Regions from separate parts of the Homo sapiens genome. Here regions 1 and 2 are each linked to region 3. A link is a loop called in an ENCODE intact Hi-C map of the cell type or tissue named here. Cell type or tissue: dorsolateral prefrontal cortex. All regions are shown on one strand.

Region 1 (8,000 bases), 52 kb after region 3:
AACCTCCTCCAGCAGGCAAGTGGAGAAGGGAGCTCCGAGCACAGGCAGGAATGCAGGAAGCCCAATTAGGAGGCCAGCCGGTCATCTGGTGGACCTAAGACAAGGATACAGACAGGAATGGTGGCAATGGAAGTAGTGTGACATGGAGACATTGGGGATCTGGAGAGTCAATAGATTTGGTTGTTAGCAGGAGGCCAGGAGTGACACAGGACGATGGTGAGGACATTCACAGAGACTGGCTCAGGGAGAAATCAAGTGTTGGGTTTAAGCCATGAACACTTTCGTGGAATACCTACTGAGGGTCTGCCCAGCCATCTCCTGGAGTAAATGCCCTTCTTGGGTCTGGAAGATGTGGGGCCTAATGCCAGCTCCAGACAAGGAGGAGGGAGGGGAGGAAGTCCCCTAGTTCTGAGACCTCTTGGAGCATGTAAGTGACAAGGATTCTCTGTGGGGCAGGGCCTGTGCCTTTACACAGCTCCTTCCACTGAATTTATCCCAGCAAAAGAAACCGCGGGGCTAGGCTGGCAATGCCTTATAGCTGAGCCTGCTGCAGGGGAGCAGGGTCGGGGTGCTCCACAGTGAGCCAGGACAGGTTCTCCTGGCTCCCCTTTGTCTGTGTCACCTCAGGCCAGTGGCTCCCCATCCCAGGTGACCAAACACTTATCCCAGCCTCACGCCACAGACAGCTCAGAAGCCGGTCCAGCTCCACCAAAGCACTTCCTGGAGTCAGAAGTATGGCTTTCTTCCAGCCCTGGATGGAAGGGAAAGAAAGGGCACCCAGGGCAGCCGGCCACCCCCTCCCTCCCCTCCTGCAGCCAGAGAAGTTGGTGCTCCCTGCTCAGGACATCCTCCCAACCCCTAACCTCACCTGTAGAGAGATAAGCGGCACTTGGATTGCAGGAACACCATGAAAGCTGGAGAATGTCAGGGCCTGATGGAATTTGAAGTCAGACAAGGAAGGGTTCAGATCCCAGCTCTGCTACCTACTGGGTGACCATAGGAAAGCCGCTTCTATATTGTTTTATCTGAGAATCTTTTTCCTCATCCGTCAAGTAGGGATAGCAGCTACCTATCTCGTAGGCGATTATGTAGAGTAAACACCCCGGCTCACTCCAACTTCTCCTTCAGGTCTCAGGCGTCACATCTCAGAGGTAATTCAGGCCCCCTGGGCCAGGCTGGGCTCCCTGCTAGGTCACCCACCCTAGAATGTATCACACTGTAAAGGGCGGGTCACCATCATGTCCCCGGGACCAGGCACAGCGTCAGACAGTGACAATGCTCAGAAAACTGCTGAGTGAGTGAGAAGCTGCCTCCTCCATCCTCGCCAGTCTCCGCCTCTCTGGAGAGGTGTTCTGCAGTGTCTGGTCACCCTGCAACCACCATGCAAGGAACCAGGGCTGGGCTGTCGCTGAGCAAGAACGCCTGCTCTGGACCTAACCTGCAGCTGGTTATTTAGGGACTCATGTAATTCCACGGTTGGCTGGAGAGCTGGCCCCCAGGGTCAGAGCTGGGAGGATAGGACACATTTGGGAAACCCTCCCACACCCCAAAAAGTGGACCCCCAGTCAGCCCCAAGGCCCAGAGGCAGCGCCGACTGGATGGAAATCTGAGCACTGGATCCAGCCTGCCCACTGTACAGATGGAAAGACTGCAGCTGGGGAGGGCGAGGCTTCCCTGAGCTCACACGGCAGGGACCGCAGCCAGCCTTCCTGTGCATACATGCAGGGAAAATTAGGGCAGGAAGCTCTGGGGATTGGGCTCCTTGCAGCAGCTTGCAGCCTGACAGGCTGCCCAGGCCAGAGAACCAGCCCCGAGGCCTCCTCCTGCCCCAGCTACTGTGGGCAGGCGCCCTGCTGCCCTTCGGAAGCAGCCCACGCCAAGCAGGCAGATGGTCGGCAGGCCCCCTCTTCGAGCCCCTGGGCCCAGATGGCCATCCCCGGCATTAGGTGGGGCATCATAGCAGCAGCAACAGGAAGCCTGCCGCCCGCCAAGGCCCATCGGAGAGGGAGGAGCAGGAGCTCCGGCCGTCTGGCCACCCTGCCCTGCCTCCCAGGGCCTGGCCATTGCTCTAGCTGAGCGACCTAGGAAGGCAGCATGCACAGAGCCAGGGGTCACTTCCAATGGTGCAGACCTCTCCTGGGGAATACTGTTGAAGGTGGCTCCACTCGGGGGGGACACAGCCCAGAACAGATGACTCCTTCCTGGGAGAGTGCCCCCCGCCCCTTCACTGCCTGCTGGTCAGTGACCAAGGGAATTGAGCCTCTCATGCTGCCAGAGACTTCAACCCCTTCAGCCCCTTGCATCTCCAAAGAGCTCCCTGGGGGTCAAGAACAACTATAACAGTAATAATAATAGCTAATGTTCCTTAAGGACCTGCACACTATTTTAAGATCTTTAGAGGTACAACCTCAATCCCTGAGGCAAGGCTATTATTATCATCCCCACTTTACAGATGAGAAAATAGAGGCTCTGAGAAGAAAAGTAAACTTGCCCAAGTCACACAGCTAGGAAATGGCAGGGCCAGGATTCAAACCCAGGCAGCCTGTCTCCAGAGCCCACCTTCCTAAGCACCACACATTTCTGGCTGGGCCCCCGCTGGTGAGTCCCACACAGCACAGTGCAGTGGGGCAGAGAGACACCCTACCTTGGGTTTCTGGGGGTGACTTGTCAGGTAATGAGCTGCCCATCACAGGCACTCACTTGCCTGGGCTGGTGCCTCCTGCAGTGGGCAAGGAGAAGCTCAGGTAAGCACTAAGAAGCAGATGGAAGGAGATATGCCATTGAGAACAGGCGTGTGTGTCTCTGGGAGAAGGCATGGGAGACCTAGAAGGGCAAACACACTTACACACAGCCTCACGCAAGGACACACTCACACGGTTGAACCCCTGATGCTCACACGTGAACACAGACATGAGTGAGCATGTGTGCACATGCATGTGGACACACAGACACACTCAGGCTGTTCTGGAGAGAAGTAGGACTCTACTATGACAACAGGACCAGCCTGAGAGCCCTTAACCTGCAGGAAGAGGTGCCCAATCTTGATGTTTGCCCCCAGAAAAGCATGCAGCAGCCCCTTCCCCTCTCTGAGACTCGACGTCCCCTCCCGTGCAAGGAAGGGGTTGTCTGAGGTCATCTCCAAGATCTTGGGCTCTGTGCCGTCTGGCCAGTCACCTGCGACTCTGTTCCCAGAGCCTGGCAGGGAGCTGTGACTCAGCAGCAAGAAGCCACGCAGGAGCCTGCCCGCAGCCCCCTCCCCTGCCAGCACACACAAAGGGCATCTTGTTACTGCAGCCGGCCAGCGGGAGGGCGGGAGAGGGCTGTGGAGGTGAGAGGCCAGGAAGGAGCCTGTGTCAGCAGCACTGGGGGCAGGGCGGGGAGGAGGCCCAGGCAGGGCTGCTGGCCGGCCACAGGGGCCCCAAGCTGGTGGGGAGGGCCCTTGGGGCAGGCAGCCGCAGGTGGGTGGCTGCAGGGAAAGGCTGGCCCCGGGCTCCTGCATGGAACCCTGTTTATTAAATTCCCTTTTCATTTGTAAGTTACAATCTGAATGAGCTCTCCTGGCAGCAGCTACACCCCTGGAACTTCCCAGCAATGTGGGGCAAAACCCATAGCCCAGGGCTCCCACTCAGAGCCTGAGTCTCGACTCTGCGTGATCGAGACATGGGTGCCCTTTGGATGAGATCATGGCCAGGTCGGTTTTGCCCATCTGTAAAACGGGGTTGCTGAGCTGAGGAGAGCTCGCTGTAACACACTCCCTGGCAAGATAGAAGTCACCTGGCTGGGACGTCCCAGACACAGGTTAGGACACCCTGGTGTCACACTTGCTGCTCCTGCTGTGGGACCCTGGGCAAACCACTTACCCTCTCTGGCCTCAGTTTCCCAGTTTATAAAATGGAGGTAGTGGGAGGTGAGAGGGAACTAGATAGAATATTCTTCCTGGAAATTGCTTGGGAATCATTTTTCCATGTGTCCTACATAGAAAAAGACATGAGACACTCAGGTCCATGCAAGTGAGGGGGTCAATCCAGAGTATATATGTACATGTGTACACACATGTGTACATGTGTGAACATGTGAGCAGACAAGCAGGTGTGTCCCCTCTCGAGTGTGTCCAGCCCTCAGGCCATGCAGGCCCTTCCCTGAGTAGAACAGGGCCCAGGGCAAAGGATTTCCAAGGCTGGTTATTCTTGACACTCAGGGACCCCCTAGACACTAGTGACTGATTTGAGAGGGCCAGGTAAGCTGTGGCCTTGCAGAGACCACTGCTCCAGACACTGTCTCCCCCAAGAATTCAGCAGAACTTGCTGTCAGTTGTCTGTCCACCCTAGACCGCGGTACCACCACTGGGCTGTATCACAAAGGACCCCATATACGTCGCATCCACATGAGTGCTGCCCATCCCCGCCTGAGCTGCACCCACGCCACAGCACTCTGAACTTTCTTGTGTGAGTATCTCACCTTCCCAGTGCCCATCTGTCTCCAGCTCCGCCAGGGAAGGAGCTCTGCATTCTGTCAGGAAAACAGATGGGACAGGCTTTTACGTACTGTGAAGTGCTGTGGGTGCTAGTTGTTCCACTGAATCCTTAAAATCCCACCCATCTCATGAGGTTCACATTCCCATTTAACAGATGAAGAAACGGAGGCCCAGGGGAGTGAGATAGAAGACCCAGGACCTGGATGGCTTCATAAGGGGACATGAGCACCACATCTGTGGTCAGAAGTGGATTCAGAAGCCCAAGGAGATTCAGAAGCTTGAGAATGGATTCAGAAGCTTGAGAAGTACAGACAATGACCCCAGAATCCCGGGCTGAGCCCGGTGACCTCAGTGAGCACAGAACCACCCTGTTAGCTGTGGTCTTAGGGGCAGCCAAGGCCTGTCTATCCAGCGAGCAAGCTAGCCAGCTGTGCTCAGATTCAGACTTCCCATCTGCCCTCCTGCCCATGAGGGATCCCAGGAGGCCTAGCACAGAGGGCTGAACTTCAGACAGAGACCAGCACTGGGGGCTCAGGCCTCAGGCACACCTCACCTGGCTCTTCTCCTGCCCTCCCTGCACCAGGGGCTGAGAGGACAGCAAAGCGCAGCATGGGTGGGCACTTCCCCAGGGCAGGTGGACTGGCATAGGCCAGATGCCGAACTTCCTGGCAATATAACGTCCCACTGACGGCCTGAAATGAGGAGTGGTTACGTGGCCTCTGGGGGCAACATTTAATAAGAGCTGCTATTTTAGGGATCCTAACTTGGCATGAGGCACTTCAAATTTGTTATTTACTTAGCAAATACTCCCCAGTTGCCTTTGAAGTTCTGGGTCCTAGGCGGGTACAAGGACATGATGGGGAATGAAGCAGACACAGCCCCTGCCCTCATGGAGTTCACAGTCTACTGAGGCGGAGGGGGGGCGCCATCTCTAAATAGAGACTCACATATAGATAAGAAACACAGAAGAGACCAGGATTCTACCAGTGTGGGAACCTGTCTGGAACTCAGAACCAAGGAGGACTTCCTAGAGGAAGTAACACTGATCCCAGATCTTCTGAAGAATGAATAAGAGCTATCTAGGCAACCAGGAAGGGAAAAACATTCTAGGCAGACAGAAGCTGAGGCAGGAGAGAGCAGTCTTGTTGACACCTGTAATTTTCATAATAACCTTAAGAGATGGAATAAGGCATCCCATTTTACAACTGAGGAAATTGAAACTCCAAGAGGCCAAATCACCCCAGACCCTACCCATCCAGTTGGGGTGCAGATCCAGACCCCGCACCATGCGCTGTGCATTTCCAGCCTTCAAAGCCTGGCACCTGATGCTGAAGCTTAGGAGGAAAGGTCATGGAGGGAAGAGGCCAGGTCTATCCCTGCCCACAGCCCACATGCAGGAAAGTGAGCGGGGACTCCCACATGTGTTCCCTTGCCCAGTGGCGAGCATCCCACACCCCTCCCAGACAGGGTGAGGGACAGGCATCTCCCCCAACAGCTTTGGAGCTGCTCACCTGTCCAGCAAGGACATGCCCCAGAGCCGCAGCCCCTCACCTGCCCCTACAGCCTGCGGAAAGTGTGGTTGCCTCAGCCTTCCCAGTCACCAGTATGTGAACTGTGGATCCTGCAAGGAGTGAGGGCCTGGGGAGAGCAAGAGGCCTCCCCAGACAACACCTCCCAGGGGAAGTGGCCCTGGCACTGAACCACGAGGACTTTGGATGAAGTGAAATGGAGCAGGGAAGGGAGCTCCAAGTATGGAGCTCAGAGAAGCAAAGGCATGGCAGCAGGGCGCACCAGGGGCAGTAGGGGAATAGTGAGACCTGCCCAGCAGCTGGAGTGTCCCTAATTCTCAGGGGCTACCAAAGCCCTAGCTCCAGAACTGCCCAAGGCCCATCGTGGACCAGACCCAGGACTCAACACAGCCCAAAGGGCACAGTACGAAGACGTAACCTTCCCTTTGGCTCAGTGTGTGAAGTGCTGTGGGTGCTAGCTGTTCCACTGAATCCTCAAAATCTTACCCATCTCATGAGGTTCACATTCCCATTTAACAGATGAAGAAACTGAGGCCCAGGGGAGTGAGATAGAAGACCCAGGACCTGGATGGCACTCCACGAGGGTGTGCTCACTCAGCTCTGGGACACAGATGGGAAAGTGAGCGAACAGACAACATGTGCAGGCCATCCTCACGGAGAGGCCGGTGTGCAGAGCTGCACCCACACCCTGCCCCATCCCAGAGCTGGGTAATGGGGCCAGGAGCAGAGGGAAGGCATACCAGGGCCTGGGAGCTGGCCAGGGGAGGCAGGGAAGCCCTTGTGTTTGTTTCACCTTGCTAACTTTCAGTCCTGAGGTCTGGAGCCCTAGGAGCCAGGCCAACTCCTTGGCCAGACCTCTGTGCAGAGCAGGGCTACAAGACATTCAGACAGTTCTCTGGGAACTCGGGACCATCGGTATCTCTATGCATTCTCCTAATGGCCTCAGCTCTGTTAAATATATTGATGTTCCTGGAATACAAATATCCATAATTTAATTTCCATAAAAGCTTCTTTTGCTTAGAAAAGAGTCCCTCCAAAGTGCCCTAAGCTATCTTCACTTGCAACTTAGGGTGGGGGCTGTTGTAGCCTTTTCGGAGGATAGCACTGCAGCCTGGGTGGGGCAGGAGGGTGGGTCTCAGCAGGCTCTGCTCCCTCATGTCCCTACTCAGCAGAGCTGAAGAAGCCCGTTGCCAGCCCTCAGGCATCCCTGGCCAGACCCACCTCCCACCCCAATCCCAGTTCCGTCTTAGGTCCTCACTTCTGCCTCACTGCCTCATACCCTTTGCTTCCTCATTCATAGGGACACTCTGATCAGAATTCATCCTGGCCCACTGCCTGTCAACCTCCCATAGCTCTTTTTTCTCTAGCTGACAGGCCAGTCTGGCTCCTACCTCCACGCCTAGCTCAGGTGCCTGAAATCCCACCCTGGGTCCATGCCTCAGGTCTCTACTTAGTCAGTAAGCCAGATGAGGCCCACCTGATATTAAATTTAATCCCAGAAGTCAACTCCAATTCGTTGGCATCAGTTTCCTGTGTTGAGAAGGATTCTGATGCTATATGGGGGCTCAACGGGAAAGGGTCATGATTGATGAATGATGTTAAGCACAGTACAGGAAGGATGTGCCACTGGTTTGCTGTAACCAGCCAAGATTCTTTAGCCATTTTAGGAGATGCAAATGTGAGAAGTGTCAGCTCCCAGTCCCATGCCCTGCTCTGTGCTCAGCCTTGGGCTGGGCTCAGAGGAAAGTTAAGAGAAAGGAAAAGTCCTGCCCTTTGACTGACTGGGAAGTGGGGAACACCAGAAGCACTGGATTGAGTTTCCCATCTCTACGTGAGCGTAGGGCAAAATGGCCCTAAAGGTTCTGAGGTCCAGGGAGACAAAGTAAACTGCCAGGGTGCGGCGTGGCCTCTCAAACACACGTGGAGCCTCACGAACCCACTGAGTAACAACAGAGGCTCTGTGTGGCTGGCCCTGAGGTACAGGGCAGCAGGCAGAG
Region 2 (8,000 bases), 61 kb after region 3:
TCCAAGGGATTTTCCCATATGCTCAAGTTTGAGAACCAGTGCAATAGGGAGCAGTGGAGACTGTGGTAAACTGGAGAACATACACCCGGCCTGTAGGGGCCTCTGCTGCTCAGCTCCAGCCCACAGTTGCCGCATAAAAACGTGAGCCCAGTGTGGCCAAACTCCCCAGTTATTTGAGGGAAATTGAAAATTCACACTTTCATGTGAAATGCCTTCATTTGTAAATAATGGTTTTTTTTTTTTTAATCTCACGTAGGCCAAACAAAATTTGTCTGCAAGCCTGGGCAACATAGTGAGACCCCATCTCCACAAAAAAAAAAAAAAGAAAAATTAGCTGGGCATTGTGGCACATGCCTATAGTCCCAGTTGCTTGGGAGGCTGAGGTGGGAGGTTCTCTTGAGCCCAGGAGGTCAAGGTTGCAGTGAACTGAGATTGCATCCCTGCACTCCATCAAGACTCTGTCTCAAAAAAAAAAAATTGTCCTCAAATGGAGACCAGCCCAGGTACAGCCAGAGTATGACCTGAGGGGTGGAGGCTTCTCCCCACAAGGAAAGATCCAGAAAGATGCTGTCACAGCTGTCCTTCCTAGACCAGCTTACCTCTAATGGACAGCCCAGACCCCATGCTTCCCTGGGACTCAGAGACCCCTATGTACCGTGTAGGACTGCTTCTGAGTTTTCAAATCCCAGCCAAGGTCCACAGGATCCAGCACTTCCCTGGGTCATGGACCAACAGGCTTGGACAGGCAAAATTCTGGGCCTTGAGATCAGGGTTCAAGGCAGGGCTGGGGGTAGACAGAGAGTACACTGTCCTTTCCTGAGCCCCTATTCCATGACAAGTACATTCCATGACATATACTCAGGGCTCATAGGCATTCTCTCTTTAACTTTTGCAACCTCTCCATGGAGTAAGGGTCACTATGCACATTTTAAAGTAGAGGAAAAAGGGGTTCAAAGAGGTTATGTGACTTTCCCCAGGTCATAAAGCTAGCAGATGAAGGAGCCAGGCTGTGACCCCACATGCACCTGCCTCCCAGCCTATGTAGATCCTAATCTTCCCAACTACCTGCCCCCCCGAAGGATGGGAAAGACTGGGAAGTGGCCAGGGTTGGCCTGCTGTGGCCCTGGAGCCTGCCTCCCTGATCAGGGTCACAACCAAGGCTACGATTCCAGTGCCAGGGGACCAAGTCCAGCAAGCAAGCCCTGGCTGGGGGGGCTGCAGGAGTGAGCAATCCTGGGGAAGGAGCAAATGTGTGCCCTGCTTCAGCCTCAGGGGGGTCTGTCCCTGCATGCAAATCTCCAACCTGGAACTGGGAAGCTTTGGCAGCTGGGCCAGCCCATAGAGAGGGAGCAGGGCCAGAGCTGGGAAGGTTCTAGACCCAGCCAAGCAGCAGGGGCCTGAGCTGTAGCTTGAGTCACAGCCTTGCCTTGGTCACACTAGCCTTTCCGAAGGCCCAGCCGTCAGCACTGGCCCTGGGGTGGACCCCTGTGAGGCTGTGTGGTTGCCAGGGAAGCCAGAAGAAATGACTTACTCCTGCCCCTGCCTCTAATGTCATGCGGTCACAAGTCCCCAGAAGGTCTGGGCTGGCCTGGGCCCTTGCCCTCCCCACGGTGGGGGCTCACCCAGCCTGGGCGCGCTGGTCACACTCAGCTCTGGCCAGGCATGAGTCAGCACTGTCAGCCTGCGTGTGGCCACAGCTGGCTGGACGCTGAGGCCAGCCAGGCCGGGCCCTGGAGGTCTGCTGGGGCCCTGGGGCCTCACTAAAGGGGAGAGGTGGCCCCAAATGACCCACAGGATCACACAAGAGAGAAGAAAAAGGACTAAATAGAGAAAAGCCAAGTACAAAGTAAGAATCTCAAAACTTAAAGTGGCAGACGCAAATTCAGAGTCAGGAAAATTGGCCACACAACACAAACAGACACACACACACGGGTCACTAGCACACGTGTAACCCCCACTCCAGACAAACACCATATGCAGAAGACACACATGCCATATATACACATCCTCGCAGTGTCCCTGTGTCACGCGGAAAAAGCCACGCCTACACAACTCAGCAGACACACACTGGCATTCCCAGAGGATGAGCCCACACAGGCGCCGCAAGCCCGCCGCAGGTCCCGCATGCACTGCCTGTCTGTGACAGATGGCTTCTGTCCAACCCAAGGGTCCGGCCCACAGCCCTCGGCTCACACGGCCATACAAGTCTGGGGACATCATGTCACGCTCGCTTACTCTAAGGGCCCTGAGGCTTGTGAGGGCTGTGGTCAAAGACAGGCCTGGGAACTGGGGTCCTGAGCACCCTAGCCCAGCCCAGTCCCGCCCCGCGGAGGGGCCCGACTGAGCTGGGCCGCGCGCCCCAGCAGCCCCAGCAGCCGCCGCCCACCTCGGCCAGCCTGGCTTCTGCGCCCCGCCAGGAGGTCGCGGAGCGGAGCGCGGCCAGGAAGTGAGCTGAGAGTGACAGCTCCCCCCACGCTGTTTGTTTATTCATGACTCATTCTCTCCACACACTGGCTCTTCTTTCTTTCGGGAGGAGGGGAGAAAGGAGCGGGAGGGCGGGCGGGCAGGGGAGAGGCAGGCTCCACAATAAACAATGAGGCAGCTGAGCCGGTGGGGAGGGAGGAGCCCGCGCGGGGCGCAGGGCCGGGGCTGGGGCCGGGGCGCGGTGTTTCCAGGCCGGCCGGCCCGAGGCTTGCGCTCCCGATCCCCGATCCCCGATCCCCGATCCCCGCTCCTCCCGGCCCCGCCCGGCCCAGCCCGGCCCGGCCCGCCCGCCGCCACCTCCCGGCGACCGGGCAGTAGCAGCCGTAATTGGATCCTCGCTGCCTCCTCCCAGCTCCCCGCCCCCAATCGGGGAGCGGGTAAATGCCGGGTACCTTGGCAAAACAGTCGGATCCAAACCTATTATTTGACTAATGGGCTTCCCTCGTGCGGCTCCGCAACGCCCTGCAGACTCGCCCCTCCCCCCTGCCCCCTCCCCAGAGATGGCTCCCCTCAGCGGCGCGGCTCCGGATAACTGGAGGAAGCGCGGGTTCCGAGGCTTCAAGGGCCTCATTGTTCTGCCTGGAGGGGCACATTGAAAATGCTCCAGGGTTTACTTCCTGTGAAAACAGCCTGGGAGGGAGGGGGCGATCCACGGTGGAAAGACATTATCCTCCTGGAAGCCGCCCAGATTACACAGGGAGAAAAAGGTTGTTTTGATTGTTGCTGGCTCTTTCTTTCTTCCTTCCTTTTTCTTTCTTTTTCCTTTTTTTCCCCTTCCCTCCTCTCTTTTGCTACCCTCCCCGGGCCAAAGATGAATCTTTACTGCTGTGGAGCAAGTTGGAAATGTGGGGCTGTTTTCTGCATAAATAAGGCTGGTGAATGGCAGAGCCAGATATAAAGTCTGATTCAGAGAAATTCAAAAGAATGCAGGGGCGATGAGGTGGGCAAATCCAAGAAACTCATTTCCCCAGCATGCCCCTCTGAGTCACGTCTTGCACCATGAGGGGAAAACACATCACGCCACAATATGTCACATGCCTGCCGCAAAGGAGCAGGCCCGGTGGGAGTCACACAGCTCCTTCCTCCCCAGCCTGGCTCTGCAAGTCCAGAACCACAGAGAGCAAAGTGTCAGCCGGGAAGAGGCGAGGGTCGGTCCCACCAGGCTCCAGGTCAAAGCCTTCTCCTAAGTGAGCTGGGGCAGGAATAGTACTATAGCAGCAGCGCACCCTTGCACAGCGCCCACTAGGTGCAGGGGCCTGTTCTGCGTGCTTTCCATATATTCCCTCATTTAATCCTCACCACGACCCTGCAAAGCAGGTGCTTTTACTCTCCTCTTTTCCAGGTTAGGAAGCTGAGCCCAGAAAGGTTAAGGAATTGCCGAAAGCCACACAGCTGGTGAGCAGGGAAGCCAACCCAGCAGGCTGGCTGCGGGGTCCACGAGCTTGGCCACTGCACTGACACTTCCCAGCTTCCTCAGACTTGTTATTGGAAAGTGGAGACAGTGACACCAGCCTCAATGGGAGCTCAGGAGGGTGCATTAGGAAAATCCAGGCAAACTGTTCAGGACAGCACTAAGCATTAGCTCATGTTGATGGTGCTATTGTTTTCAAATAAACTGGACCCATAAGAACAATTCCTTCCTAACTCACAGGGTTGTCTTGAGGGTTAGGAGAGACCAATTCAAGAGGCCGTCCCCAGGGCAATGCCTGGCCCTCGGCAGGTGCCCGTGGATATTGGTTTTCTTCTGCTTTCTCTGCCTCCTTTTCCCATCCCTTCTCACTCAACCTGAAGATTCTTGTCTTGAGATTTTCCCATGTACCACCCAGCAGAGTAACCATACAGGCACCTCTCCCAAGATCCTCAGCCCCACTGCCGTTCCTGTCAAACTGGGTGGAACTCTACATGGGCCCAGAGTGCCAGCCTTACGCGGGCCTGCCCTGACCACTATGCGGCGACTTCAAAGTGGCTCCCCCAGCCCCTGCCCCCTCCACCTGCACAACTCCATTTGGCTCCGTTCAGCTTGTTCTTTTGGCCACAGCCTCATGGCCCTCTAACACACTCTACAATTCACCTCTGACCGTATTTGTGATGTTTTCTGTCCCCCACCTCCTCCAGCTAGAGTGTAAGACCCACAAGAGTGAGGATTGCCACTTTGTTCACTGATGCATCCCAAGCATAGGAAGCCCCAGTGAGTGTCTGCGGAACGAATGAATTCCCGCTTGTTGACCACTCTTCCCTGCCCGTTGCCTCCTGTATTCACCAGAGAAACTCCCACTCATCCTACAGACCCCTGCCTCTTGGAAACCCTGCCCCATGCCACCCACCCCTGCTTCCTTGCTGACAGCTCACAGTGCACCCTCCTTTAGTCATATCCCTTGTCACTGCGCTTTGCCTCACCGACCTTCCTTCCCAGACCTCCCCACTGGCCCTTCTGGGACCCCACTTCCTTTAAGAGCACCCCCTCTGTCCTCAGCCTTGTGATGGAGGCTTTGCCGCTGGTGACCCATCTCCTCTATCCTCTCTGGGGCGGCTGTTTCTGTTCCTACATCTCACTCCCTTGTGTGGTTCCCAAGATCCCCACATCCCTTTCACATCCCTAGGGGTGTTTCCAGACTGTGAGGCCATCAGACCCTTTCTTTTTTTTTTTTTTTTTGAGAGACAGGGTCTTGCCATGTTGCCCAGGCTGGTCTCGAACTCCTAGGCTCAAGTGATCTGCCCACCTCAGCCTCCCAAAGTGCTGAGTTTACAGACATGAGCCACTGCACCCTGCCCTAGAATGGGATTTTTTTTTCTCATTTAGGGTTCATGCCTCCTGATTCTACTACTTTCCCCTCTCTCCCAACCTCTTGGATCCCACCTTCCTAGCCAGCATCTTTTGCTCCTGAACTACCCAGCCTCAGGTCGCTGCCTCTCCTTCCCTGTCCAAGGTCTGCCAGCAGCTGATGGCCTTCAGCATCCATGTGGGTGACCCATCCAATACCTGGACTCCCCGGACCTCCAGCACCCTTCTCCAGGGACCCTCTAGCCTACTCAAGTCCAGCCCCCAATCCCAGGCCACCACTCGAAACTGCTTTTCCTCTTCCATCTTAACCCCAACATCTCTTCTTTCCCTCTGACCACATTCTCCAACTGCTCCAATGGTTTGGTCATCAGAATGACCCTCTCACCAGCACCCCTGATTTCTTAGTACCCCCATCCTTCCCTTCATCCGCCCAGCCAGACTTAACAGGGGCCAACCCAACCACACTCTTTACACGGCAAGCTTAGGCTGGCAAGGGCCCACAGCATGAAGATTTGGCGCCAGTGTCAACATGAGGTCTCCAGTCTCAACTGCACCGTGGACATGAACCCAAAGTCCTCTGCCTGCTTGCCGGCCTCCCATTTCCCTCATGGGTTCTTTGTCTCACTGACCTTCACCCTTCTCCCTCTGCCAACCTCAATTCCCAGAGACACTTGGCTTCGTCAAAATATGAAGGCCCTTTGGTGGGACCTGCTGCCCCTGCCCTGCCTCCAAACACAGCCCCACACCCATCCTGAGTATCCTCTGTCCAGAATCAGAGGGTAAGGAAGGTCTCTCTTCAGCCTGCCAGCCCACCCTTGCAGTGAGGTGCTGGGCAGGCCCGCTCTGGAACCTCGCCCATCTCTCCCTGGCCTACAGCATGTCCCTCTCTACCAAGACTTCCTGCTCTCACCAGGCCTCTGCATGTGCTCACATCTCTCCCATCCTAAGGAGATCTTCCCTAATCTCTGCCTCTCCCTGGCAGGCCACTTGCTGTCCTCTTCTTGTGGGATACTTTACTGCATTCAGTGCAGTCCCCCACATCCTCACACTTAACAGCTGTGTCCTCCCCGGGACCACGTGACATCACCATTTCTGCTAGCCTCCTACCTCTCTGACCATCCCTCCTCTCCTGCGGGTGCCCCTTCCTCCACCCACTCACTAGAGGCCAAGGATGGCAGGGAGAGATCCCTTCTTCCCTCTGTGGGTCTTCCTGGACCGTCTCACCACCCCTGTGGTTCCCCCACTGCTGTGGGCTTATCCTTTCCAGACGTACACGTCTGGCTCAGCCTCTCCTGCCCTCCAGACCCTGGGTTTCCAGCTGCCTCCTGGGGTTCTGTGGCCACCTTAACACCTCATAGGCACCTCAGACTCACCATGTCTCAACCTGAGATTGGCCTTGAGTTTCCAAGTCGGCTCCACTCCCGGAATTCCTCAGGGCTGGGTTGCACCACTGCTCAGCCCCAGGACAAGGCCACCTTGACTCCTCCCTCTCATCCCACACACATCCCATCAGTCTCTGGGTCCCAACAACTTGACCTCCTAAATGTTTCTCAACCCGTCCCTCTCCCTGTCCCGCTACCACAGCCCAAGGTCAAGCCCTCATCATCTCCTGTCTGGGTTATTGCAACAGCCTCCCCTGCCTCATGCCTCTGCTCACTGAGTCAGCTGCCACACTGCTGCCAGGGTCACCACTTAAAATGCAAATCCAAACAAGCCGCTCTCCAGCTTTAGAACCTGTAAGATGAAATCAAACTGCTAAGGGTGGCCCACCGGCAGACCCAGTGCCCCACTGAGCCTCCAGAATCCTCTCCCTCCACCCTGGGCTGGGGTGTGTGTTATCACAGCACAAGGCAATAATCACTTCACACAGCTTCATGCCTCCCTGGTTTTGTTCACGCTGTTTCATCTGCTGACAGCACTCTGCCCCATTTTCAGTCTGCTTAATTCTCTCGTCTTTCAAGACTGATCTCAGGCGCCTCCTCTTCCAGAAAGCCTCCACTGACTACCCCTCCTCCCACCTGAGGCTGATGCTGTGCTAGGGGATAAGATCATTCTGTTCAAAGTACTTGTTTAGGCCAGTGCGGTGGCTCACGCCTGTAATCCCAGCACTTTGGGAGGCTGAGGCAGGTGGATCACCTGAGGTCAGGAATTCAAGACCAGCCTGGCCAACATGGTGAAACCGCATCTCTACTAAAAATACAAAAAATTAGCCTGTAATCCCAGCTACTCAGGAGGCTGAGGCAGGAGAATTGCTTGAACCCAGGAGGTGGAGGTTGCAGTGAGCCGAGATCCTGCCACTGCACTCCAGCCTGGGAAACAAGAGCGAAACTCCATCTCAAAAAAAAAAAAAAAAAACAGTGCTTGTCGAGATGGGTGTCTTCTCCATAAAGTGTAGGATTCTGTTTTGATATCCATACCCTCAACACCCAGAACTGACTAGGTGCTCAGGAGAAATAGGTGGAGGTAAGAAAGATGCCTGGCACTCAGTGGATACCCAGCTCATGCCCAGCTATCCTCTCCAGCCGTGCTCCAAGCGGAGCCTAAGGGTGGCTCCTCCTTCCATACTTAGGAAATCTTGAAAGTATTGGCCGGGCACAGTGGCTCACGATTGTAATCCCAGCACTCTGGGAGGCTGAGCTGGGTAGATCACCTGAGATCAGGAGTTCAAGACAAGCCTGGCCAACATGGTGAAACCCCATCTCTACTAAAAATACAAAAATTACCCAGGCATGGT
Region 3 (8,000 bases):
CTGTGCTCAGTGGCAGAGAAATAAAGTGGACATCAAACCCCTGGTTCAAACCCTGCTTCCACCCCTGCCATGAATAGGGGTGAGCCTAGAGCTTACCAATCCAAGCCTCAGTTTCCACATCTGGTAAAGGGCGAGGAGGCTTTTTTGCCTTGGAAAGTTACTGGGAAGCTTCATGAGATAATTTGCACCAAAGTGCATCCGTGCCTGGCACCTAGTGGATTCTCAGCCCGTGCTTGGGGAATACAACAGATCCCTAGTCAATGGTTGTGAAATGCCAAGTAGAGACTGGAAAATTCTACTGGGTGCTTGAGCAGAGTGTGGTGTCTGGGCCTGGCATCTGCCAAGGCCTGAGTGGGCTCTTTCTCCTGAAGGCCCACATGTGCCAGGGATGGATGTGACCACTCCAAGAAGAAAGAACAGGGCATTGGAGGGCAGTGAAACAGGAGGTAGGACACAGTCACCTGTCTAGCTCCACCACTCATCCAGTGTGCCCACCTGGGAGAGTTGCTTCCCCACTCTGGGATCACATTTCCCCTTTGCAAAATTAGATCTTTTTCTTTCATCCTTTTAAAGTGCCATGGGTGCCCTCACATCACTGCTTCTTCCTGAGCCTCAGTTTCCTCCTCTGTGAGATGGGGATGGCATGGCCTTCCACTCGGTGCAGTTCTGGTCCCAGCATGCTGTCGATTTGCTGGGGGACCATGGCACTGGCAGCATGTGTCTTATTAGAGGTCCCTTTCTTTCTAGATGCCATTCTTAAAGATTTCCTCAAAGGTACAGGCAGAGATGTGAGTCAAGCAAGATGAGCCTGCAAAGGAACCAAGGCATCCTCAAGCCACTAGACCCCAGTCATTGAGAGACCATGGCTTTGCAGCCCTGCTCCCCCGGGGCTCCTGATGCCAGTGGGGCAGGCAGAGCATGACACGGTGTGACCAGTGCCGTGAGGACAGAGACGATGCAACATGGGGAGCACAAAGGGTGAGCAGACATTGCCTGTGAGTCCTGCCCGGGGGTCAGGAAGGCCCGCCCAAGTCCCCACTGCCACCTCAAGGCCTTAGTGCCGGGCAGTCAATGCCAGCCCACACCCTTCCTGAATGCCAGACCTGTCCTCTCACTCCTAGTGGGCATCTCCTTCCACTGGTGCATGGGCACCTCCAGCCTGGCTCATCCTCTTACCATCTGATCCCAACCTGTCTCTCTACCTTCTCCACCTCAGTGGTGACTCTACCACCCACACATCCAGAAACTTGGCTTCCCCCTTGTCTTAAACCACTCCTCACTGAACTGGCCTCTAATTGGGGTCCACCCATTTTCCTAAATTCTCTTTATCCCTCCTTCTTCATGCCCACCTAAACCCTCATTTAGGCCTCCTCATACACTGGCCTCTTTCCTCCCTAGACTGGGGATTCCTTGAGAGAGGGCACTTTCTCTCTCAGCAGCACATCCCAAAGCCCAGTATATTGGGGCCTGGTAGGTGCTGCTTAAATTTTTCTTAAATAGAATAGATTAGGAAGTCTTCATAATGGAGGAGACATCTGGGGGGTGTCTGCAAGCCTGAGTAGAAGTTAATCCAGTGGACCCAGAGGAATGGAGTGTGGAAATGACGCCCCTGCTTCGTTCCACAGGGACAGAAACCAGTGGGTCAGAGCCTGGGAGGTGTGGCAGAATGAGAAAGTGGTGAGGCCAGGGCAGGGCATGCTGGAGAGGCACTGGGGCCAGATCCTAAAGGGCCTTCAATGCCACACTAAAGAATGTGGTTTGAGGGAGGCTGACTTTATTTACTTTTCTTCTAGATTTGTCTTTTGGGCAAGGAGCACTCTGACGGCACTTGAGGAAGACAAATCGTGAGACCAGCCCAACACTTGGCTCTGAAAACCTTGCCCCGGCCTCTCATGAGATCAGATTTCCCTGCTTTGGGCCAAACTCTTTAAAGCACTTTGGCATCGGGTGAAAGATTGTCAAGGCCAAAGGGCTGGCAGGGGCATGTTGGACGGTGTCCAGGGTCATGCTGGTCCTCTGCTCAGCTCCTGCTCTTATGCCCTAACCTGGTGGCTCCTTTGGAGCAAGGATACGGAGCAGAGGTGGCCAACCTGGGTAAAGGGTGAGTTGGGGACCAAGGGGACCACCCTGCAGAAGACATCTGTTGTTACAGCTGTGGGTTGGGGGCCACAGCAGTGGGAATGCTCCATTGTTGAGGATGTTTGAAACGTGCCCCTGCGGGAGCAGGCTTCACATGCTGGGACCCCACCTCCAGGATGTCATGGCAGCCCCCACCCATCCTGCTTCTTGGAGGATGGAACTCCTTCTGGATGCTCAGTAGCCAGGGATTCTCCATTGAATCACTTGGAATGGGAGCACATGCAAATTGTGAAAAGACATCCGGGCCATGCTAGTGGCCTCAGCATCACTTTTTCTCCTCCTTTCTCCTCCACCGCTGCAGCTGGACTTACCTGCAGCACACACACATAGCAGGGGCCTCCCCTGAGGTCTTGGGCCCACAGTTGCTGCACACTATATATAGTCTTTTATTTGAAAATTATTTGAGTTATTCATTAATGTATACTCGTACTCCTCCTTGAAGGTACAGTGACGGCACCATCTCTCCCAGGAATTCTCCCTGGATTCCCCCAGGCTGTGGGGTGCCCCTTCTCTGTGCACTATCCACCCCTGCTCCCGCTCCTCACTTCCCTCTATCAAAGCAGCAGCCTCTGCTTTGAAAGAACAGAATGGCAGCGCTGGCTGTGCCCTCACTAGACTGAGTTTCTTCAAAATGTGCCTCATTCATGGGAGTGCCCTAAGCCTGGGACCAGCCAGGGGCTCAGTCATGTTCACAAGCCCAGCCGAAGGAGGGTGGGAAGGGTGGTCAGGAGAAGAGAAGCAAGCAGAGGGGTAGGGGGTGACCGCATCAACCAAGGCTTGCATGGAGAAGAGGGTCCAGGTCGGGGATACTCACACTTGCTCACACATCAGAACACCTGGAGGTGCATCCAAGCTCAAAGAGCTGGGCCCACCCCATGCTCCTGATTCAACAGGTCTGTGCTGGGGCCCAGGGACAGGCATCCCCAAATGGTGCTGGGTGATGCTGATGCTGCTGGTCCTGGGACCACACCTTGAAACCCCATCTGGTCTGAATGACGGTGAAGCCAAGAGTAGGAGGAGGATGAAGAAACTAGGACGAGAAGAGGGCTGGAGCCATGCTGTGCAGGGCATTCAATGGTGGCTCAGAGGAGTCACAGCCACTAGGAGGGACAGTGTCCAAAGGCTGGGAGACGGAGACACCGGCAGCCCCAGGTGTGAGCCCCCACCCTGCCCTGACTCTCTTCCCCACATCAGCCAGCTCCTTCCCAGGGCACCGAAGTCCCCTCCTGTGTGAAAGGCACACAATCTCCATGCCCAGCCCACCTCCTCGAGAGGCAGGTGTGCCTCGCAGGGAGAACGGCCACGAGAGGGTTTTGCAGGCTGGAAGGCCCTCAGCAGATGTGTGAGAGTGATTATTATAATCTCCCCTCCCCCAGATGGCATGGTCCGGGTTGCCCCCTCCTCCGCCTGCCAGGCCCCTCTCAGCGGTCCCCGGGGACATGAAGGGCCCAGCTGCCTCCTGGGAGGCCCAAGCCCAACCTCAGCATGGGCTCAGCCTCCAGCCCACAGGGCCTTTCTTCAGGTGCAAGGACCCAAGTAGCTGTCAGCGGGCAGCTCCTCGGCGGGGCACCTCGGGCGGGCGGGAGGCAGTGGTGGGGGTGGCGCAGTGCAACCAGGGAACAAAGGCCGGCTGGGAGTTGGCAGGGCGCCATCAGGGTTCAATGCACAATGGCCCGGGGGGCTGGCGGCTTCGCTCCTGGCCGGCATTTGCATAATGTCTGGGGCAGGAACAGGTGCCCGGTCAATAGGCGATTGTGAGACTGTTCTGTCAAAAGAGAAGGGGCCTGTATTGAAGGCCAGGCTCGCCTATTGCAATGCAAATAGCATTCAAAGCAGACCAGCCCAGCCTGGACTCCCGGGAGCTCAAGCTTCATGAAAGCCACCGAGCCGGCCCGGCTGCTGCCGCTGCTGGTGCCCGCTTTGTCTGAGGCCAAAGGGTGGCATCAGCAGCGGGGGCTGGGAGCCGTAGCAGGGAGTGAGCAGACTGGTCCACCCATCCAGGAGGGCTTCCTGGAAGAGGAGCTTTTGTTGTTGAACTTGGGCCAAAATATTAGAATGAAACTCTGCGGCTTCTCTGAAGAGAGCCCCAGACTAAAGGGGTTACCCCAGACTAAAGGGGTTACCCCAGCTGGGTATGCCACAGCGAAATCTGCAAGGGCCTTGCAAGCGCCTTGCCAAGTCGCTCCCCACTTCTCTTTGCATGGCTCCAAGCCCTAGGATTCTGGCTCCTTTCTCAGGGTACATAGTGAGTACTGCGTGCTCACAAAAGACCAATGCCGCTCTAGTTGCTCCCTGTGGATGAACTCATTCAATCCTCACAGCAACCCTGTGAAGTAGGGTGTATCTGTGTTCTCATTTAACAGATGAGGAAACAGAGGCACAGAGAGGTCAAAGGTTGCACAGCTAACATGAGGCAAAGCCGGAGACTGAACCCAGGCAGTCTGGTTCCAGAAACCATACTCAGCCACCATGCCCGGGCTGCCAATGTGTTCCCTTGCTGCTTCACGAAGGAACTCAAGTCCAGAGGGCAGCAGCTCCTCCTAGCTGGACCAGAATCCAGCTTCCTGGCTTCCTGCCCTTCCTGGCTCCTACCTCAACAGCTGAGAGTACATCAAAGAGGGAAGGTCTGACGTCCACCTCAGGGATGGGCACACGGAGGTGGCACTGGGTGATAATACTGAGATTACATTTTTTTCCAACACCGAAGACAAGGAAACACCCTTTACCTCACAGAACTATTCCAAATTGTAGGGACTTTTGCTTGGCAGGTTGTGTGGGTTCACTGGAAAAGCAAGGCCCTCCGAAGCTGGGTTCAGGTCCTTGCTCTATCACTTACAAACCAGATGACCTCAGACAACTGACTTCTGTTCTCCAGCTCTCAGGTTCCTCATCTGTGAAATGGTTGGTTGTGATAATTTGCATTCCACGGATGTGGGAAATACAGCTCCTTAAAGTGGTTCTCAGTGGTATCTGTTCCCTTCCCCACACCGGACTCTCTTTGGAAGTGAGAGCCTCAAAAATATTCCACCCCACCCAGTTTCATGCTGAGATGAAGAAGCACAAGCATTTGTGTGGGTGTGAATTTATTAAGTCGCTTGCTTGCATTCCATTGACTTTGCAAGATTTTTTTTTTAATTTCTTGAAAATTTTCAGGGAACTCCCCAGGGGAGGCCATTATCCACCACACAATGCTTGTGATGCCTGAATCGGATAAGAGGAAACTCCCTACTGTAATGGGACAGGTTGAGGGACTCTCCAAGCTCTTCACCGGAACCTGGAACCCTGGGCTCCTCTCACCCAAGCAATCAGAAAACATCAGCGCTCACCCCCTCATCAGTGCACAAGAGCTCTCTTCTCCCAGCCACTCTGATAGATCACCAGTGGCTGCCTGCAGGCTGTGTTGAGCAGGGTTCTGGAGTCACATCCCGGCACATTGGGAAAAAATGTCATGGTCCTCCAATGATGCCTGCTGGATGCAATGGAGGCAGTGACTTCCATTACACATTTGTCAGCCTCAATCTAGTGGTGGGGAAATCAAACCCAGAGAAGTGAATTGGTGTTCCCAAAATCACAGGGTGACAATCTCAAAGGTAGAAATATCTATTATTTTTCAAAAAACAAAGTATTTCCTGAATGTTTTATAATGAACCTGTGTTACTTTCGGAATTTAAAAAAATAAGGTATTTTCAGTTAAAGAAGTTTTAAACACATCGAAATGACCCTACTATTACCATAAGGAAAAGGGAGGTAGAAGATGTTCGGGGCAAAGCCATGGTGTTCAGGGTGGGATTTATTCAGGGCAGGGATGGCTATGTTTTGAGCAGTGTCAATGCATGCACTTGTACAGTGCTTTACAGTTTCCAAACTGCATCTCACCCCCTTATCCAGTTGGTCCTCCCCAAAGCACTTTGGAAGCAGGAAACATAAGCATTATTTACTCCTACTTTGCATGTGAAAAAAAATAAGACTCAGAAAACATGTGAGTTACCCAAGGTCACAGGGTGAATGAGTGGTTGAACTGAGCTGTGACCCCTGGTGACAGGCTCTGGGAAAAGTTAGGAGGAGCCCGAGGGAGCTTAGAGGGAGCCTCAAGACCTTCCATTCCATTCCATTCCAATCCATTCCATTCTTAGCCAGCGAGAGTCACAGCATTTGCGGAGGCAGCTGACCTAGAAGTCAATCCTGCCATAGCCTGTCTGCGGGGACCTGCTGGCGCTGGGAGTGTGGGCCACCCCCAGAGGTAGATAGAGCATCCTCTGGTTCCCGGGCCCTCCCAACCCCCCTCTGCTGACCTCATCAGCTCCCTGCCACACAATGCACCCTTCTTCTCTTTGGCGCACCCCACCCCCAGCTCTTAATTAAACTAGCTGAAGGATACCCTTCACAACAGAGGCACCAGCAGGGCCTTGTTCCTGAGCTGACCATTATCCTGCCTTGGCTACCAGGACCCACCCTCCAGGAGGCTCCTGTGAAGCCCCAAGGCCCTGCGTCTGATAGGTCTGACACCTGGACACAAACAGTGAAAACATCAGCAACGTAACAAGAAGAACCCAGAAATCATAAGCCCTGTATGGATTTTTTCATGAAAAATCAAATAAACCCATACTCATGGTGAGAAAAGGAAGTATGCTGTGGAAGAAAGACATGGAGTCCTAGCTAGGGTTTAACACCTGATTCTACCATTGACAAACCAGGTGGCCTTTGGTGAATTGCTGCCTGTGCAACTCTCAGTTTTCACAGTTATAAAATGGGAGTCATAGAAAAATGCACGTGAAGAAATGACAGGAAAATGCAAACCAAATGACCAGGAAATTGAGAAGGCTGGATGTAATTGGAGCCAAATGTATCACCCCTGGACCCCAGCAAGAGGAAACCTCCTGCTAACTCTTCCTGCTACAGCCGTTAGAAGTCTGCCAGTGATCTCTGATATGTGCTTAGAAGAGGAAAACAGGTCATAAGGAAGTTTGCTGCTTCTATTCCAATGAATAAATTTCGGAGATGTATGCAGTGACCCCAGCTCTCTTGGTGAAGGAGCAGGCAGAGGTTTGCAGTGAGTTGGTGGGAGCTGGCTGATATAATCAAATTTTATGGTTGCATCCATTGTCCTAATTGGCCATATACTTGAAGTTAAAGGGACACAACACTTGGCCACTGGATTCACAATTCTCACAGACCTGTAAGCACATATAGGGCAGTGTGACTAAAAGGCCCCACATCACAGGGCTATATTCAGAGCTCAGGCTCAGGAGACAAGCAGACCTGAGTTGAAATCCTGATATCCAAACTTTGAGAGCTTCAACCATTACATAACTTTTCTGAGCCTCAGTTTCCCCCTATGTAATAACTTTTACCTACCTATTAGAATTATTGAAGATGAAATGAGCAAATGTCAGTAAAGGCAAGGTGGAAAATCAAGCACATTCATAGTTCCCAAACCACTCCCCACACTGCTTCCAGGAGTTCTTCCTTAAATGTAGCCTGACCATGTCCAGTCCCTACTTAAAATCCCAATGGCCTCTCATTGCAATGAAATCCAAACTCTTTAACACGATACTTCCCCTGTATTTCTCACCAACTACATTCTTACCAAGGCTCCCCCAAACTGTGCTCCAACTACACCCAGTCACGGGGTCGATGCTTTCCTCTGGGCACCATCCCTGCAGGTGCTTACCCTCCCGCCCTGTAAGCCCTTCCCCCATTCCTCATCTGCTTAGTTCCCAGCCTCTGGCCCCAGCTAAAAGAGCCAAGGAAGGCTTTGCCTTTGATTCTCTCCTTTTTGAAACGTTAATGAAATTTTTTTTGAATAGGCAGAACATTCACAATATTCAAAATCCAAAAGGCACAAAGAGGTATATAGTGAG

Evidence for each region. Peaks named below come from ENCODE experiments on the same cell type or tissue, not always from the same donor. Only the 100,000 strongest peaks of a DNase experiment are listed, where the experiment ranks them.
Region 1: it touches region 3 in a loop (5-fold over the local background); 10 of 110 quality-filtered maps call a loop at or near these places.
Region 2: a loop joins it to region 3, with 12 times the contacts of the local background. A loop is called at or near these places in 10 of 110 quality-filtered maps.

The regions. Positions count from the first base shown.
Region 1 is chr10:78,961,956-78,969,955 of GRCh38, forward strand. It overlaps ZMIZ1-AS1 (ZMIZ1 antisense RNA 1), which reads right to left. Exons shown (of 10, transcript NR_024431.2): 6 at 869-931; 7 at 1-94. Among named protein-coding and RNA genes, the nearest start is that of ZMIZ1-AS1, 100 kb to the right of the region's middle. RefSeq lists enhancers at 2,774-3,334, 5,093-5,592, 5,599-6,382. In dorsolateral prefrontal cortex, no CTCF peak of the experiment used is centred here; a DNase peak (open chromatin) is centred at 3,266.
Region 2 is chr10:78,971,220-78,979,219 of GRCh38, forward strand. All of the region lies in intron 5 of ZMIZ1-AS1 (ZMIZ1 antisense RNA 1), which reads right to left. Among named protein-coding and RNA genes, the nearest start is that of ZMIZ1-AS1, 92 kb to the right of the region's middle. RefSeq lists enhancers at 941-1,872, 3,427-3,476 and silencers at 2,156-2,275, 2,316-2,385, 2,556-3,045. In dorsolateral prefrontal cortex, CTCF peaks have their summits at 2,874 and 3,719; DNase peaks (open chromatin) are centred at 1,622, 2,102, 2,542, 3,042 and 1 weaker place; H3K4me3 peaks cover 2,218 bases; H3K27ac peaks cover 4,142 bases.
Region 3 is chr10:78,910,037-78,918,036 of GRCh38, forward strand. No RefSeq gene overlaps it. Among named protein-coding and RNA genes, the nearest start is that of ZMIZ1-AS1, 150 kb to the right of the region's middle. RefSeq lists enhancers at 473-977, 978-1,482, 3,227-3,746, 3,747-4,267, 5,900-6,401 and 1 more. In dorsolateral prefrontal cortex, a CTCF peak has its summit at 3,865; DNase peaks (open chromatin) are centred at 3,037, 3,885, 4,665 and 6,425; H3K4me3 peaks cover 729 bases; H3K27ac peaks cover 2,438 bases.